3 separate regions of the Homo sapiens genome follow, and all the other regions are linked to region 1. The links are chromatin loops, found by intact Hi-C in ENCODE. Cell type or tissue: mammary epithelial cell. All regions are shown on one strand. Each heading gives the region's core, and the rest is flanking DNA. Links, peaks and the distances in the headings are about the cores only.

Region 1 (6,325 bases), core at 481-5,480:
GTTTGCTGTATTCACTCAGAGCGGAGAAGCAGAGTGTAAAATGAATGGAGCTAGATGAACCAGGAATCACAAAACTCGATTTTTAGTTCTAGTTCTGCAACCAATTATGCCTCAACCCTAGTCCCTTTGTCACTCTCATTTATGTGATACAGTAGTTTTCTGGATGATTCCTCAGGTAACCAGCCTGTGTGAGTAGGGATTTGAGTAGGAGTATGCAATCAGGTTGAGTAATAGACCTGGGTAATGTGGTGCTGAAGTGCTGGTGAAGTCAGGCAAAGTCATGGCAGGGTTGGTGTTGGCTGTAATCTGCCATCATTATCAGATGTCCTTGTCTGTAAAAGCAGAAAGAAAGAAAGAAAAAAAATTGCCATCATTTCAGAAAGGTCACGTCTGTCACCTGTGGGCAATACTGCAAAGAATCCAGTCTGGGGATTTTATTTTTTTTAAATATGTGGAGCAGTCTTTTTATATGTAAAACAGTTTATTTCTTTTGATATCATGTTACCCATGGCTCTATGATGTAGCATTACTTTGGGTTGGAAGATAGATGAGAAAATTGGTAGGAAAAATGTTGACTTACTGGAGATGATATAGGAAAATAAAATGGCAACTAAAGCCTCTGGCAGTTCAACAGACTCTTCATTTTGCTGGAGTAGAGACAGCCAGTAAAAATGACTTCAGAGCACCCCAAGGAAAATAAGTTAACGAAAACCAACGTGGGTCCTCTGACCACTGGGAAAATGCAGAGGGATGTCAGATAAGATCTAGGCAGTTTGCTCCTAATAAGTTTATTTGTTAGAGCCAAAGACATAATCATGGTGCCATGATAGGAGAAAAGGCTTTTTTATTTTAGTAGAGATGCACAACACATACACGTTCTCTCTCTGTGTCGCTTCCTTCCTTCCTTCCTTCCTTCCTTCCTTCCTTCCTTCCTTCTCTCTCTCTTTCTTTCCTTCCTTCCTTCTTTCTTTCTTTCTTTCTTTCTTTCTCTTTCTTTCTTTTCTTTTCCTTCCTTCCTTCCTTCCTTCCTTCCTTCCTTCCTTCCTTCTTTCTTTCTTTCTTTCTTTCTTTCTTTCTTTCTTTCTTTCTTTCTTTCTTTCTTTCTTTCTTTCTTTCTTTCCTACAAATCACACTCAGATAATATGAATAAACATTTCTGGAGCATTGGTGCATGCCCAGCATTGGGCTAAGTGCTCACACAAGCCCTTTGAAGTAGGCTGCCTTATCCCCACTTTAGAGATTAGGACACTGAAGTTTATTTAGGGAGACAAGCTGCTTAAAGACACAATGCTAATGAATTATAAAGTTAGAATTTAAAATCCAGACGTGTTTGACTTCAGGTCTTCAACCCTTAACATTTACACATACTGGCTCTATATTTGCCTTTCAGATATTCTGCATTTAAAATGGCATTTTCATCATCATTTTCCATCCCCCTTAGCCTTCTTTATTTTTTCTTCATTGTGTTTACCATTATTTTATGCCTTACATTATTACTTTATATTCTTATATATTATATTACTTTACATTATTATATATATTATTGTTTACCACTTACCATGATTATATATTTATTGTTAATTGTCCATATTATCAATTATCTCTGCCACATGTTTTGTCCCCTGATATTCCCAGGCTCCTGAACTGTGAGTGTCTGGCAGTTAGTAAGAGTCCAACACACACTTGCTGAATACACATGCAAATTGTGACTTGTTAAAACGAGTCTTGCTGCAGCTCTTTTCTTTCATAGTTGGAGATTTTTTTTTCTATGTGCGCTAGCTTCAGCTATTGTAGGATTTTTAAGCTTATAAACTCTAGTTTTAAAGCTAATAGAAGATTGACACCCAGAGAGAGAGAGAGTAAATGTCAGATAAAATATGTGAAAAACAGAGGCTGGAAAATTTTTCCCGAAGTAGGAACTAATAAGCTGACATTAGTTCAAAACAGTTCATGGAGTGGATTAAAAAAAAAAATGTGTAAATGATTGTACTTTGGCCAGGGGCACAGAAGGTCACTGTGCTGAAAACAAAATGTTTTGTAAAACTTTTATCAGAAAATTGCTTTATCATTTTGAAATTTGAAATGCTATACTTTAGCTTCTGCATTCCACTTCAGAAACAACTATTTTATCTTGCCATTCAGCAATGATGTTTGCTTTAGAGCTTTCATTTATGTTGCTTGAAAGATTTTTTTGAAAAAGCTTTGTGCTGCAGCTTCTGGACTCTTCAAGGTGATGAAACAAAAGGTGCCTGTTTGTGTTTTCAACAGTATTGGAATGAGCCTCAAGGAAATTTAATAATTTAGGTACTATATAAATGCAAGAATAATAACTTTTTTCATTTACTGCTGTCTGCCCTGGCCTTGAACTTTTAAATCAGTCTGACTCATGTACCCCCAAGTCCTCTGGGAAGTAAAAGCTGCTCTGTTTGCAGTTGTTGTCCTGGATCCCTCTCTCTGTTCTAGCTCTTACTCCCTGGTACCTCCCGTCTACCACCCCCACTGGGTGTCAGTCCTGCTGACCTTTTGCTTTGTCATCCATTTCTGGTTCCATGTTTCACATTTAATTTTATGACTGACTTGAAGGAATTTGGGCTTGTTGCTCTCTGCAGACTTAGCTCACATTAAGTTTCGGGTTCTTCCAGTGTTTAGTATCTCTGAACATAATTCTTTGTCCCTTTTTCAGTTTCCAAGATCCCAACTTGCCATTGGTAGCCAAGCAGGGCCCATTCAGCTCCTCTCTGAGGAGTATTAAGCAATTACTGATCTGGCAGGTTTATGCTTTAATCTAGATACAGAACCATTAACTGTCTGGAAAGGGCCAGGGTGTAGTCTTCCAGATATGAAAAAATGCTCAAGCCATTAACCTAGTGAGCTGCTGTAAGAATATAAGATCTGTACTCATACAAAAGACTTCAGGTAAAAGATAGTCTAGAAGGTAGAAAATGTGGCTCATTTTCTGCTCCCCTGAAGCGTCCAGGACGTTATGCTGCATGGCAAAGCAGGAATATACATTTGCTGAATTGAATTCATCAGAGCAGGTACTCAATTTTGCCAAGAGATGGCAGATGTGTTCAGACTGTATTTACATAGCTTAGCTATTACATAGTTCTTGAGTTCTCTCTGCTCAAATTCAGGCATAAAAATCAGCTAGGCTAACCTGATTTTGTGCATGCACTTCAGAGAAGATAGTGGATAAGAAGAATCAACACTGACTCCTGTCAAGGGCTCTGTCACTTTACCATATAACACGCAGAGCAAGGTGATCTTTTTTTGGTTGTCATTTGTAGGGCAACAAGGCTTGAGATGAATTCTACAATGTCATACCGTGTCTGTGAAGGAACAGGCTTTTTAAATCGACAAACATGGATCAAGAAAAAGAAAGGACAGGCAACAACCCATCTTTTACTGTCCCCAGAGAAAGGCTAGTGAGGTCAAGGTACTGGGCTGGACCAGCCATGAGCATGTGTTCCAGGGAGGAGATGCTGCCCCTCTGTACCTTGCTCTTCTTAAAGGGCAAGTATAAAAGCAACCTTGCCAGGGTGGGGGAATCTATAGTCCACTTGAATATCAAAAAGGCAGGGTTTAGGTGCTGGCTATTGGTAGGCATTTTCTGGGACAGTACTGGAAGTGTTAGGACTCACCAGGAGGTATAGTTCTTCTTGCCTTGGGGAGGAAGTAATTGATGTCATAGAAAGCTGAGATTGGGTCCTTTCTCTACCGCTGACAGCCCAAAGTCTCAATTCATTACCTAGGAAACCCCAGATAATCCTGTCATCATTTTTAGGCAATTCTGCGTGTTACACCAGACCACCTGTTTCAAAATATTAGTAATCATGCTAGTTTAGGCAAACTTAAGAGAAGATCAGTAGAATGTTCCGACTTATGAAAGATTGTACAATACAGAGTTTTTTGTTTTATTTTTGTTTTTTTCTTCATTTGTTTTTAGTTCCATACTTTCTATTGTTCTGTTTACCATGAACAGAAGCCAGGACATGAAAATCACTGTGTGACTTAGGTTCAAGCTACTTTTTTAAATCAAAAGTGAATATAGATGGGAAGATGATTACTGGGATATAAATATAATATGTCATTATTGCTGTAGTGGATGTAGCAACTGTGTGGGTCACAAATTGTAAGGTACATAAAGGGTTGACTATAGCACATATTTTGGGATACATGTTTATTTTCTCTGACAAAGCCGTGGCATGCTGCAGTCAGTCAGTCCATCCATCCATCCATCCATCCATCCATCCATCCATCCATCCATCCATCCGTCTTTTATATAAAGAACATCGAGACCAGTCTGGGTAACACAGGGAGACCTCGTCTCTGGAAAAACAAAACAAACAAAAAAAAAAAAGAAAGAAAGAAAGAAAAAAAAAGAAAACTTAAGGGATAGGCTCCCAGCAAAGAAAATCTTAGTCATTCTCTGTGTCAGGTATTTATTGAGTGGTTCATTTTGAATCCAGCCACAATGGTAATGTCATTTTGTCTCCTGAGTCCAATAACAAAAGATTAAACTGCACAAAGTAAAAAGCCCCAGAAGAAGGGATTTTCCAAATCAGGGCTTTTCCTCTCTTGTTTTAAGGCAATTTAGGGGTTAAATGTTTCTGCATAGTTTTGGTTTTCTAATTTTGTCATTCTGGTGGACGGTCACTACTTTAATTGTATTTCCTGGGAATACATTTAAGTGGCCATGAGCTCAATAAAAGCTTTATTTAAATGTTTCAAAACAAACTTCAATCATATTTTTACATGAAGAGACTGTTTTCTTAGCAGTTACTGAGGCTAGGCAATATTATTCCACAAAAGAACTGAATTGCAGATGAATTTATGGCACAATTTTCTGGAATATTGAGGTTTTTACAAATATTCTTACGTATTTTGTTAAATCTTTCTACTTTTTTTTTTTTTTTTTGGTAAGACCAAGGCTGTCGCCTAGGCTGGAGTGCAATGCAGCAATCTCGGCTCACTGCAATCTCTGCCTCCCAGGTTCAAGCGATTCTCCTGTCTCAGCCTCCCAAGTAGCAGGCTTCCGCCACCATGTCTGGCTAAATTTTTTATTTTTAGTAGAGATGGGGTTTCACTATGTTGGCCAGGCTGGTCTTGAACTCCTGACCTCGTGATCCACCTGACTCAGCCTCCCAAAGTGCTGGGATTACAGGCGTGAGCCACTGCGCCTCGCCAAATCTTTCTTTTAAAAATAATGCCATATTATTTAGTGAAATGGAACAGACAGCCCATACTCAGTGTTGTAATATTAAATTATATTAATTGCATGAAGAATAGATGCTGAGTAAATTTTAAATGGGATATACATAAGGGAAAAATAATTGTAAGCTCCTAAAATCAGCAGCACAATTTTCAAAAATTCCAGACAATATATTATTTACACATTACTAAAATTCATATGTTTTGGAGATCATGACTAGAGGCCAGTATCAGGAGCCTTTGGAATTATTTAGGCACAAATTATAGCTTTTCTAACAAACTTTATACAACATGCAGAAATGCTGAATGATTTGAATTTCTCTCTTAAGATTCAGAAATAGGGCCAAGTATGGTGGCTCACACCTGTAATCCCAGTGCTTTGGGAGGCCAAGGCTTGAAGCTGGGAGTTTAAGACCAGCCTGGGCAACACAGCAAGATCCCATCTCCACCAAAAATATAAAAATTAGCCAGGCATGGTGGCATATCTGTAGTCTTAGCTACTCAGGAGGCTGAGACAGATTACTTGAGCCCAGGAATTCAAGGTTGCACCGAGCTATGATCATACCATTACACTCCAGCCTAAACAACAGAGTGAAACTGTCTAATTTGGTTTGTCTCTGTGTTCCCACCCAAATCTCATCTTGAATTGTAATCCGAATTGTAATCCCCATATGTTGAGGAAGGGACCTGGTGGGAGGTGATTGGATCATGGGGGTGGTTTCCCCCATGCTGTTCTGGTGATAGTGAGTGAGTTCTCAAGATATCTGATAGTTTTAAAAGTGGCACTTCCTCTTTCGCTGTCTCTCTCCTGCTGCCTTGTGAAGAAGATGCCTGCTTCCCCTTTACCTTCTGCCATGGTTGTAAGTTTCCTGAGGCCTCCCAAGCCATACAGAACTGCAAGTCAATTAAACCTCTTTCCTTTATAAATTACCCAGTCTCAGGTAATATCTTTATAGCAATGTGAAAATGGACTTATACACTGTCTCTCTAAAAAAAAAAAAAAAAGAATAAAAAGGAATAGGCTTGGCATTAATTAGCAACATGAAAGCTGAGTCTATGCATGCTTAGAATAGAAACAAAATGGATTCAATTCAGTAAAACCACCATAGCTCAT
Region 2 (6,325 bases), core at 655-5,654, 390 kb after region 1:
CAAATTGAACTGTTGATGAAGTCACTCTGGGTCCCTAAAGACTGAGTGAAAGAGGTAGAATTAGAAAGACTTCTTTTGGCTATTAATCTAAAGTGAATATGTAATCATTCAGAAGTACAAAACAGGGATAGATCTTTTCCAATTACATTCAGCATTTGTGTCAATGTTTACATTAGTTGTTTTAGGATCTGCTACTGCCTGAGGAGAAGTCACAACCTCATTGGTTACCTTCTGGGTCTGTAAGTCATTCAGCTTTTCTCTCAGCAGTCATTGTCTTACTACTTTTAAAAATGAGGCTCATAAACTTCAAATAAGGAAGTGGTGGACTTATTAGCATGTATTTACGAAGCACTTTTGGCATGAGCTGTGTTATACTGTACAGAACTTCAAATTAGTGGGAAATAACTGAGTGAGACCTAGTGTAGTCTCAGGTAATTATGACATTTTCTCTGCCACTCCCTAAGAATCACCTCCCTGCCATTTCGTATCAATCCATATTTTACTCAGAATACCTGAAGCTAAGACTGCGCCTTTTCCCTCAGGGCAGATTGTGCTTCTTCCAAGGCAGGCTAGAGAGGAACAGAAGTGGAAAGAATCTCCTATCTCCCCTTGGTCATCTGCATCAACTTTCTTGATTAACAAAGATTTGTCACAGCCAAGGAATGCATTTGCATTTCTCTGTCTCTTTTCTTTTTTTCTTCATCATTCAGTGCTTTGCTTATTAATATTTTAGCACCGGTTCCACAGATCACATCCATTCCTACGTACTAGGTGTTCACTCTTCATTTAAGTAATGAGAGGATGAATGATAAAGCACAGGACTTTGTGTCAGCTAAAAGTTTAAGAAGCTTATACCATTTTTAGTAGGAAATGTGTATAAATTTGAAAAGAATTTGGCCTAAATGGCAGAATTTTTCATAAGTTTTTTATACATTCCTCTATCAATGGAGTGCAGAATTTAGAATCTAAAACCACTCGTTACATCTGAGAGCTTACTAAATCTAAGTGTTTGAAAGCTATCACAGGAATGAGCATCCTAAAGGCTGAGACACTATCTTCTTCTTCTGTATGTCTAGAGTGCCTAGAACCAAGCAGATGAGAGTGGAATGCCAAAAATAAGTTTTTAAAGCAAGAACATGTATAGCTCCCTGATAAAGGAGACTACATTCTCATTCTTTATAGTGAGGATTCTTTGCTCACTGCTCATGTATGGTGCAGTGCCATTTACTTGTACTCTACGTGACTTGACGTGGGCCCCAGACTCACAGCCAGAAGCCTGCACTAACCAGTAACTAGGTTCTCCTTCTTAGCCAGTGTGCCCTGAAGAATCAGTAACTATGACCCAGATCACATGTAGACATGGAAAGGAATCAGTATGTGAGATATAGGCCTGAGGGAGAGAATGAAGCTTCAACAGTTTCGAACTCCTCATGATCAGGAAAATTATATTTTTGTTACTATTTTACTTTATAGTAGCTTGTATTTGATGTCTGAGTACATATTGATCTGGAAAAATGTTATTGATTTTCAATCCAGAAAATGTACTTTACAGAGTAGGTATGCTTCTAATAAGATAATTGGGCTGGCCGGGTGCGGTGACTCATGCCTGTAATCCCAGCACTTGGGGAGGCTGAGGTGAGAGGATCACGAGGTCAGGAGATCGAGACCATCCTGGCTAACACGGTGACCATCCCGGCTAACACAGTGAAACCTCATCTCTACTAAAAATACAAAAAAAAAACAGCCGGGCATGGTGGTGGACACCTGTAATCCCAGCTGCTCGGGAGGCTGAGGCAGGAGAATGGTGTGAACCCAGGAGGCGGAGTTTGCAGTAAGGCGAGATTGTGGCACTGCACTCCAACCTGGATGACAGAGCGAGACTGTCTCAAAAAAAAAAAAAAAAAAAAAACACAAAACAAAAAACAAAGATAATTGGGCTGATTTCAATAGGAAATATATGCAAAACCTGGGAAATTTAGTGTCTATTAATCACTTCTTCTATGGTCATTCCATGGTTTGAACACCAAATAGTGTGTATGGAATTAACTAAATTGTTATTTAAAAGATTCAGCTCTATCTTATAGAAAGGAAACCCTTTGGCAAGATCATAAACTACATATAGAAATATAGGCTTTTCTGTTAATAACATTCTAAAGTATGTATGTTTTTTTCACCATAAGAGCCTGTGTCTCCACATCTAAAATAAAAGATTTACCTGAAGCTTGATAGCATACAACTATATTGTTGATTAACAATAAACACAGGTATTTAAAAAGTAAATTTCTAATTAAAATATAAACTCAAGCTATTAAACAAATAACTAACAAACTCTTACAGATTTACAAGGAGGAGAACAAAGAAGTGAAAACTTATGGGCAAGAAAATATAACTTTCTTTTTGGAGCTCTACTTTATATTAATGTTGATTCATAAATTTTGACACGTCTACTGATTGCTACTACTAAGGCGAGACAAACATAGACATCCAACCAAAGTCGTTTCTGCTGCTTAGGCAGTAGTCCTTTGGATGTTTTGCAATGAATCCTTTATTTTTTTCTTAAGAGATTGTTATGCTTTGTATGTATGCATAAAATTAATGCATTTCTTTTTTTTTTTTTTTTTTTTTTTGAGACGGAGTCTTGCTCTGTTGCCCCGGCTGGAGTGCAGTGGCGCAATCTGGGCTCACTGCAAGCTCCGCATCCCGGGTTCACGCCATTCTCCTGCCTCAGCCTCCCGAGTAGCTGGGATTACAGGCGCCCGCCACCACGCCTGGCTAATTTTTTGTATTTTTAGTAGAGACAGGGTTTCACCGTGTTAGCCAAAATTAATGCATTTCCAAACAGTTTCATCTTGAAGTGTATAGTTCACTTTAAATCATTCCCATTCTGTAAAAAGTGGAATTGATTTTTGGAGGACGAAGTCTACAAATGATATTGTCCAGAGTCACTTCCAACTTTTCTAAAAGTGAACTTGGGATTCATTAGAAGCAAGAACGAGCTTGTTGCTCCAATGATAGAAACGTGAATAGCTCACTTGAGACAATTTGAAGGTCTTCTGCCATCTGGTGGACATCAGTAGAAGTCTCACTCAGTAGAGTAACATCATGTAGTATACACCTAAATTAAAATATATTTTCTTATTCTGAATTCATGTTTTTTGACAATGAAATAATTTTTCTTTTATTTCTAAAGGAACACCCCAACCTAAGCCCTCCCTAAACAAAAAATAACATCAAAGGTTTGAAGTGAAAAATAATTTCTAACTGATATAAAGCTATACATGTATTTATTTGTAAAAGGTATATATATATATTCATATTTCCTAAATAATTTCTGTACCACTGCTAGCATACTGTACATATGCTATGCCATTGCTATCATATTGTACATATGCTAAAATTGTGACTACTAAGTATTATATGTAAAATTTGTTTCCATTTGTAAGACCAATTGTTAGTTGTGGGTGCCCTCCGGTGTTCATGAGGTGAACTGCAAACTAGCAGAGACAAGTCATTTTGGTCACAATCGGCGGCAGTTGTTAACATATTTTTGAGTCCTTGTAATTGTTGTATCAGTGATGACTGATTTACCTAAGTCTACTGCATGCTCTCATTGAGTGGCTTTGTAACTTCAGGTGTCACCTGAAAACAAGTAAGTATATTAATTAATATTCAGCCTGAGAGATCTTTCTCTCCCTCTGCTTTGCAAATCTGGCCCATGAAGAGATATTTATTACTCTGCTTCGTTAGTAAAATATCATAAAATGTTATAGTTTTTCTTTTCCAAATTAGTCCAAACTATCACATTATAAGTGCATTTTGGAAAGTACCAGGGCACTCTCTGATGGGACTAAATTTGGGGCATGATTCCCAGCATGGGCCTGAATTCATTTTAAGAAGTCTCTGAATGATTTTTCATAATACTACTTTTTCAGATGAGACAAACAAGTCTCTTAATTCCCTAAAATTATTTTCTTAATTTACTTATGATAACAAAATGGGATTTTTGTCAGCACGTCTGAAAAATACTGAAATGGCAATTTTAGGTTTTCTTTGGTTTTCTCTGGTTGGGAATTTTAAATTAGTTCAAGGATTGTCTAATAACAAAATGTTCCGATAATAGTATGTCTTTCATAATTGAAATTATCCTCATCCTGAACTGAATATATTTTCAGGTACCAAACAAGAGAAATTAAGTCATCATGAGCTTGCAGATATTCTTTGTTCATTTATTTCTAAAAATGAATCTGTATGCCAGGTATATTCAAAACAATGTTCTAGGCAATATAGAACTACAGAGCTATGGTTCTTATGTTTATAATCCACTAGAGGAGTCAAGATTCATTCAGGAAAAATACAATACGAAAGTATGCAAATAATGCAGTAATAATGATAAAATAGGCAATTGACAATGACAGAGATCACTTCAGTAGAGATTAATGTGAGTAATGAAGGAGGTAGCATTTGACCAAGACCTTTCCAGAATGGAAAGCTGGGATTTGAACAGATAGAGTTAAGAGGGGTGGAAAGAGTATTTTAGATATAGGAAATGGAATAAGCAAAAGCTCCACAGTGGGAAAGTGTAACTTTTTACTTTACATTGAAATAAAACACAATAAAATTTTTATAGAATATGTTTTATTTATTCAAGTCCTCAAGGCTAAGTTCTATCAACAACTGTACTTTTTTCTCTCTGAAGTTTGTAGTTCAGAACCAGAAAATGTTCAGGCTGACCCAGAGAATTATACCAGCCTTCTTGTTACATGGGAAAGACCTCGAGTCGTTTATGATACCATGATTGAGAAGTTTGCAGTTTTGTACCAGCAGTTGGATGGAGAGGACCAAACCAAGCATGAATTTTTGACAGATGGCTATCAAGACTTGGTAACTATATGATCAGTTGTTTTACATAGGGTAACATTATAATTTAATTTCCAAGGTAAGAACTTACAAATGGTTGTATATTATTTTCCTCCATTACTTTTAGACTTTATGTGAAGGTGGGGTAGGCTGAGTATTTTTAAATTTAAAAAAAAATTTTAAATTAGAAGCTATACTAAATTATGTTTAAAGTTACATTTAATTAAATGGATATCATAACTTTGCCAACAATAACACTATAGAGTAGATACATATGACTTATGAACTGGAGATCATTTAGTGTGGCCTTTCTTAAGATTTCAGTTGTAGAATAGTGCCAGAATCTCAGTGCCCTGATACATTTTATATTGTGTCTTCCATTACGCTATATCAGCACAGGAAAAGTAGAGTAGGGGACATACAAGTCCTCTTTGTTGCACCAAAAAATTTTCAGATAACAGCTGGGAAGTCATGATTGGGTCAGAACTTTGGGGATGTAAGAAAACATTTCTTACAAAAAGATCCACCCCTGCCTCCCTCCACCAGCGCATGCGAATAAAGTACAGATTCCCTTTGTGGCCTGAGCATGTCAGTATTAAACTTTGCTCTGGTAGGGAAGTGTTGGCCATAGATTAGGGTGTAGTTGACAAACCTTCATCTGGATGTAGGTCCAGAAAGTCCCCACTGCAGGTTAAAGGACACTGGACTCTGCACTCAGGCACCTAGAGTCCTGCAAGTCCTGGGAACCTGCATTTAAATAAAAATGCACTATTAATTATGTTTCATATCATGTGGACAAAATGGATAAAATTTTAGTAACCTTTTAATTCAGTTGCCTGGAATATGGAGACACAATGACCTGGGAAAATCGTGAAATAAATAGTAATAAAAATGTTTATTTCATAATTACGTGAAGAAGATAATTCTATTACTGTTCTTGCATATATATTGTCAAGAAAAAGAGATAACTTAGTTGTTCACTTTTTCACATTGCTCCTTGTTTGCAAATGCCCCCCATTTATTTGTCTAAAATATTAATTTTTAGTTTGTAGTACTAATTTATGAATTTGATGAGTTCTGGCTAAAAATGAAACTTCCTGAAACTAAATCTGATTTTTAAAAAGCAAAAAAAAAAAAAAAGCCTAGCTTTCCAGTTCTTCATAATTCACAAATACCACAAGTTTAACTAAGCAACATTGCATAAACTTTTCCTTAGGTTAATAAAATAGAAGTATTTTCCACGGACCAGGGAGAAAAAGTTTTCTAGGAAAGATACCTAGTGTGTTGGTAGTCCTATGAGAATAACATTTGTATAATTACTAACATCTTTCTTTTAGGGTGCTATTCTCAATAATTTGCTACCCAATATGAGTTATGTTCTTCAGATAGTAGCCATATGCACTAATGGCTTATATGGAAAATACAGCGACCAACTGATTGTCGACATGCCTACTGATAATCCTGGTAA
Region 3 (6,325 bases), core at 655-5,654, 140 kb after region 1:
TATTTGAGTATAACAGGAGAGAGGATGCTATTTTTCTATGCTGCAACAATACTCATTTATAGGGGCTGTTAATGGTTTGGGGTATTTCACATACCTAACTGCAAGCCATATAATATTATAATGAGGTACTAAGGACCATTATTAATTTAATAATTCAAAGTTTAAATGCTGCAAAAAGAGCAACATTGAACAATTATTCCAGTTCCACAAATTATCTGTAGTAAAATTTCATTGAATTAATTTAAATTTTCTGAAGGAATTGCTGAGACTTGATGCAGCAGGTTATGGGGAGAGTGGGGTGGAAATTTTCATAGTTTGAGCCAAGGAATTGCTCAAGAGAGAACCCACAAGAAAATGTATGTTCTTATTCTAACACAGGACTTTGCATAGGTAGAGATGTTTCCTTAATTTGGATGCAGTCCAGAGCCTTGAAAAGCATTATTTATCAGTTGAGTCATTATGGGCTTCAGCTAAGAGGCTCATAGTTCATTACAGGAAGCCTTGGGAAAATGATTTCATGGCCAAGTTCCATATAAATTACAGCACAGGCTAACAGTAATATTCAGTAATAGTAGTCACCTAAACATTGTTAAGAATTTCTAATCCTAGGAAACAACATGTCATTGCTATGCCAGGTTTTCTTATGTAAACATGTTCATCCTCTGCATGAAATTGCTCTTCCTTCTGCCTGAAATGCCTTCCCCTCATTCTGCCCATGAAAAGCTTCTATTTTTCCTCCCATTTCATCTCATGACTTTCCTCTAAAATGTGCTCCTCAGGCCTTTCCTTTTTCTATTTTCCAACTGAACATTCTAACAAACTCCATTAAAGTACTTTTACTGCTGTATTCCAATATTTGATGGCATGTTTGTTCTAGACTGTGAACAACTTGAAGGTAGAGATCATGTTTTTGATTTTCATCATTCTAGTACCCACTGGAGTGGCACATAAGGAGAGCTCAATTCTATTTGTTGAATTTACTTTTGTTAATTAATTTTTATTTTTATTTGAAGTTCCAGGGTACATGGGCAGGATGTGCAAGTTTGTTACACAGGTAAACGTGTGTCATGGTGGTTTTTGGTACCTATCAACACATCACCTAGGTATTGAGCCAGCATACATTGACTATTTTTCCCAATGCTCTCCCTCCCCTGACTCCACTCCCTGACAGGCCCCAGTGTGCGTTGTTCCCCTCCCTGTGTCCATGTGTTCTCATTGTTCAGCTCACTTATAAGTGAGAACGTATGGTGTTTGGTTTTGTTTTCTGTTCCTGGTAGATTGCTGAGGATAATGGCTTCCAGCTCCATCCATGTCCCAGCGAAGGACATTGTCTCATTTGAATTTACTTTTAAGATATTGAGTGGGTCAAACCAGGTCACTAGGTATCAGTTATAATGAGAGATTTTTATTTGGGTTTTTCCTCCCGCATCTCCATTCTGGTTAATTGTATAACCACCACATCCTTCACTCAGAAGGCTCCACACAGTGGCAACATTCCAGTGGGTGCTAATAATGGACAGGCACTAATGAGGAGGACAAGAAGGAGAAGAGGACCTCGCAGATCATAAAAAGACGATCACATGCAAAGGGAGGGTGGAGCACGGAGCAGGAAATGGCAGATCTGACATTTTGTTAAAGGAAGTTAGACTCGATTGTGGGCACTGAGACTTGAAGAGTTGAATGGATTTTAATTCGCTTGAAAAATAAAACAGTAGAGATTACAGAGGGAGAGCTTGTTAAGCAGTAAAGATGATGTTTACTTTTTAAAAAGTGTTCATCTTGAATAAATTACACAAAGAGCTAAACCAGAGGTCATGTGCTATTGATCAGTGGGCCTTACCCAGCTCCAAATGTGTATCATTTTGCTCATCCATTGTTTGAAATAGGGCAAATTTAAAATTCAAAAGATTTCACATAAAAATCTAAGTTTCTGAAACTTCTTTAAAAATGTGGAAATCTGGTGAAGCTTTGTCCACATGGTGACACCCTTGAGGAGAAAGCAGAGAAAGGCAGTGAAGATTGTAGGAACTGGAGTCAAACTGCTTCTGTCTAAAGCCAGCTCTACCTCCATGCACAGAATACTTCCTAAAATGAGACATGCCCATTCACATCAAAATAATAGCAAATGCTACTTTTAGTGATAGCATTATAGTTTTTAAGCATTTAAAAATTATTTTAAAATATTGCTTTTTCCATTTTATTTCTTCTTTTTAAAATGTCTTTTGGATGTTTTATAAGATGAATTAGTTAGAACATATTGTACATATACACATAGATATATGATCTCCACACAATAAACATATCTTTAAGTCTCCATTTTATCAGTTAAAAAGTATGCATGTTTCAAGATCTTTTCAAAGACATTTTATTTACATTAAATTTAAAATTACATGGGTTTTATGGGTAAATATCCTTTAACAAAGACCTGGAAGTTTCTGTAACCTCTTGTAAAACTAACTTGTTTGTTTTATGAATTCTTCAAGATAATGCAATTCATACTAAAGAAAGTTGAAGAGTACTAAATGTATACTTCAGTGCCTATATCAACCAGCAAATATAAATTCTAATCCTCTTGTCTCCTTCCCTCAATTTGGTTTCAGGGACCTGTCTGTTCAACCACAATAGTCCAAAACTTTGAACATTCTCTTTCCTTAACAAATTATTTAAAATGCAGCCACTAAAAAGACAGTTCTCTCTGGAAGCAAAGGATTGAATTACCTCACATGATCTCTTCTTGCCTATAATTGAAAAACCCCTTTGAACAAGTAGAATCATGGAATTTATGCTTGATTTATTTCTAGTCTTGATTGTTAATCATCACCTCTAACCACACATCGAAAACTGAAAGGGAATGGGCATGAATCAAGTCTTTCAACACCTTAGAGAGAGGTTTCATATAAATACAAGGTACTATTCATAGATACCACACCTTAAATGACTTTCTTCTTTCAATAGAAAAGAAAACGAAATAAAGCCCAACCCCAAAAGCCTGCTGATCAGCTCGACTACCAGGGGACACTGATTATAGACTACAGGACTTTAACCTAGCTATTTGGCACCATTAGAATGTTTGATCTTTCAGTTACTAGAGTTTAAATGAGATTTAACACCGAATTAAACTTGTGTCTATTTAAAGTACAATTTTTGAGCCTCTTAACTTATTGTAAATACAATAGCATTATGCCAAACCCTCAAAGTATAATAACCTTCTTCCCCACCCTGGTATCTTCTGAGAAGTTCAGCAGAAGACTGTACCCACTTACTAAGTTTGAATCTTTTGTACTCCAGTTCTTTTCTGACCTCCAGATAGGTTTTCAACACAACCTTGGTCACCCGAGCATTTCTTTTAATAGAATACACCCTTCAGGATAGCAAAGTTAAATGGGCACATGGTGAAGCCTGGCTGTCCATGTTCACTACCAGCTCTGTCACTGAGTAGCTGTCCAAACTTGGCCAAGTTCCTTAATCTCTTTGTGGTTTTCTTCACTCCTTTGTAAAAAGAGAAGGATAATGTTACCTACCTCCTAGTACTGTGAGAATTAATCAGGCGATCTTTATTAAAGGTCTGAGTGCATATGTCCTTGCAATGCTACCCCTCCACTGGAATGCAAGCATTTGCAGGCTCAAACCCATGTCCAGCACAGTGTATGTTCACTGAATATTTGTTAAATGAAGATCTTTTATTTTTACAAGGTCTTTATAGATTCAGAAATACATATATTTATGGCATTTATTATATGCCAAACACTGTTCTAAGTACTGTACAAATATTCACTCATTTAATCCTAAAAACATCCCTATAAGGAAGGCAATAATATCATCCTATTTTCCAGAGGAAGAAACTGAAACACAAATAATTCAGTCAATTTGCCTGAGGTCACCTGCTCTTAAAGAAAATTCACACCCAGACAGTCCTGCTCTTGAGTCCATGGTGCACTATACAGACTTCTCAAACCTCAGTGTACATAGGAATCTCCTGGAGAGCTTGTTAAATATGTATTTTAAAGTCTAGCCTTTGATATTTGAAAACAGGAAGTTGACGTTGGGGTCCAGTAATCACTATTTCTGCCAGGACCTAGGGGATTCTGGTGCAAGTTACCCTTAACCTACACTTTGAAAAAACACTAGACTAAGATAATGGTAAAACATTAGTCTGATCACTACACAAAATGAATGGCATGGATGAGAATAAGCTAGACTTTAGACCAACATGATACTTAATAACATTGAGCCAAAGATAATACTTTTATTCCATTTTGGAGTTATGTCTGGGCTGTGACATACCTCTGTATGAAATGACAGATAACAGAAAATATATCAGAGCCAAATGATGGAGTGGCAGTAAAATACCAATACTGAAATGCTCAACCAAGAGGCAGTGTAACCTGTACATGTGCAGACAAGAAACCAACATAGCTTTGATGAGAGTTATTCGAAGTACTGCCATTTCTTCATGGTAAAGAAATCAAGCCTTTCATTTAGTCATATTTAGAAACCAGCTGAAATTCTCTGTGTCCATTCTAGACATTTAAATGAAAAAATGTGGAAATGCTTGTATAGCAAGGAGGGCCACACAATCAGGCTTGATTTCTGACAGGAAGAAAAACTACATGGTATGGCTGACTTCAAAATGCTCATTTTTATGCATTTAATGTTCTAAAACTGAGATGTGTTTTACAATCAGTGTATTCATTAAATGGGGTAGTATTTTTCCCTTTCCATTCAAAATAGTACCTTAGGATTGAAAAGTACATAATAATTTACTTTTGAATTTACTTTTTAGGTGACACAGATTACAAAAAAAATTATAAAGCATAATTTTAAGTCGTAATAAAAAGAAAATTGTTTGCAACTACTATTTGTTTTTGAAAAGCTAAGCAAGTCTGTCATGATTTTTTTAACACATAAATCAAGATTTAAATATCAAAATATAGAGTAACAAAGTAAAGATGAGTTAATTCACCACAATTTAAATTTTTCTAGGGGTGGCCATTTGCAAACTACAAATAATCTTTGTTTATATGATCTCTCTCCAGCTCCCCTTACCTCTGAGTCTTCAAAGTCCATTTTAACACTCCATATGCCTTTTTACTCATGGTGGGGAGGTTTGTTTCAGTTGAGTATTATCTCTGACATAAAAAATAATCACATAACTATAATAAAGAAAAATCATATTACTTGATTCTAAAGAGAAGCAGAGAAGCTGTTTTTCCATTTAAAACCACTGACTGGGGATTAATGAACTAGAATCCATATTGTTTAAAAAGTAATTGACTTTAGGTTTTTAAAATAGAAACATATCAAATTTACCTTTAAAAAGAAAGTTAAAACATGACTTCTCAATATATGTACCAAATATGCAACAAGTAGAGAGTTCCCCCTAAGTTGCCCCAGACTAGTGTTAAAAATGATGTCACAAAAACAGCTACAGAAGAGAACATCTCTGGCTCTGTCGCCACCACTTCCAAGGACATACCAACTTTCTCCTTAAATTGATTTTGTATGTCCAGGTTTCACATATTCACCAACCGGTTCTCTTGGTGTCTCTATAGTACGTTATTTTCCTGCTGATAGTTCCAGTCAAGGCTACCCATGTCTGCCAAGGCTCTATTGTCCCTAATTATTTCTTTAAAGCCAACCTTCTGCTGCTGATATCTACGAATATGTGGACCAAGATCCACAAATACCTGATGTTTCAGGGCCTTCAGCTATGTGTCAAGAAGCCTGCCATTTGTCAGCACAGCCTACTCATAGCTTAGCTTTCACTTATAAATGAGAGCATAAAGTACTTGGTTTTCCATTCCTGAGTTATTTCATTTAGAATAACGGCCTTCAGCTTCATCCAAGTCGCTGCAAAGGACATTGTTTTGTTCCTTTTTATGGCTGAGTAGTATTCCATGGTATATATATACCACATTTTCTTTATCCACTCGTTGATCAATGGGCACTTAGGTTGATTCCATATCTTTGCAATTGTGAATTGTGCTGCAATAAGCACACATGTGCATGCATCTTTTTCATATAATGACTCCTGTTCCTTTGAGAAGATACTTAATAGTGGGATTGATATACCAAATGGTAGATCTACTTTTAATTCTTTAAGAAATCCCCATACTGTTTTCCATAGAGGTTGTACTAATTTACATTCCCACCAGCAGTGTATGAGTGTTCCTTTTCACCACATCCACGCCAACATCTACTGTTTTTTGACTTTTTAATAATGGTCATCCCTGCAGGAGTAAGGTGGTATTTCACTGTGGTTTCAGTTTGCATTTCCCTGATGATTAGTGATGTTGAGCATTTTTGGCCATTTGTATCTCTTTTG

Evidence for each region. A loop is a pair of places that touch in the nucleus more often than their neighbours do. Peaks named below come from ENCODE experiments on the same cell type or tissue, not always from the same donor. Only the 100,000 strongest peaks of a DNase experiment are listed, where the experiment ranks them.
Region 2: it touches region 1 in a loop (12-fold over the local background); 25 of 110 quality-filtered maps call a loop at or near these places.
Region 3: a loop joins it to region 1, with 2.9 times the contacts of the local background. A loop is called at or near these places in 4 of 110 quality-filtered maps.

The regions. Positions count from the first base shown.
Region 1 is chr7:121,602,387-121,608,711 of GRCh38, forward strand. No RefSeq gene overlaps it. Among named protein-coding and RNA genes, the nearest start is that of FAM3C, 210 kb to the left of the region's middle. In mammary epithelial cell, for the core only: a CTCF peak has its summit at 3,057; a DNase peak (open chromatin) is centred at 2,465; H3K27ac peaks cover 341 bases.
Region 2 is chr7:121,991,686-121,998,010 of GRCh38, forward strand. PTPRZ1 (protein tyrosine phosphatase receptor type Z1) reads left to right here. Exons shown (of 30, transcript NM_002851.3): 9 at 4,697-4,881; 10 at 6,195-6,321. Among named protein-coding and RNA genes, the nearest start is that of PTPRZ1, 120 kb to the left of the region's middle. In mammary epithelial cell, for the core only: CTCF peaks have their summits at 3,067 (motif pointing left) and 3,473 (motif pointing left); a DNase peak (open chromatin) is centred at 3,036.
Region 3 is chr7:121,741,621-121,747,945 of GRCh38, forward strand. No RefSeq gene overlaps it. Among named protein-coding and RNA genes, the nearest start is that of PTPRZ1, 130 kb to the right of the region's middle. In mammary epithelial cell, for the core only: no CTCF peak of the experiment used is centred there; DNase peaks (open chromatin) are centred at 2,851 and 3,441; H3K27ac peaks cover 3,098 bases.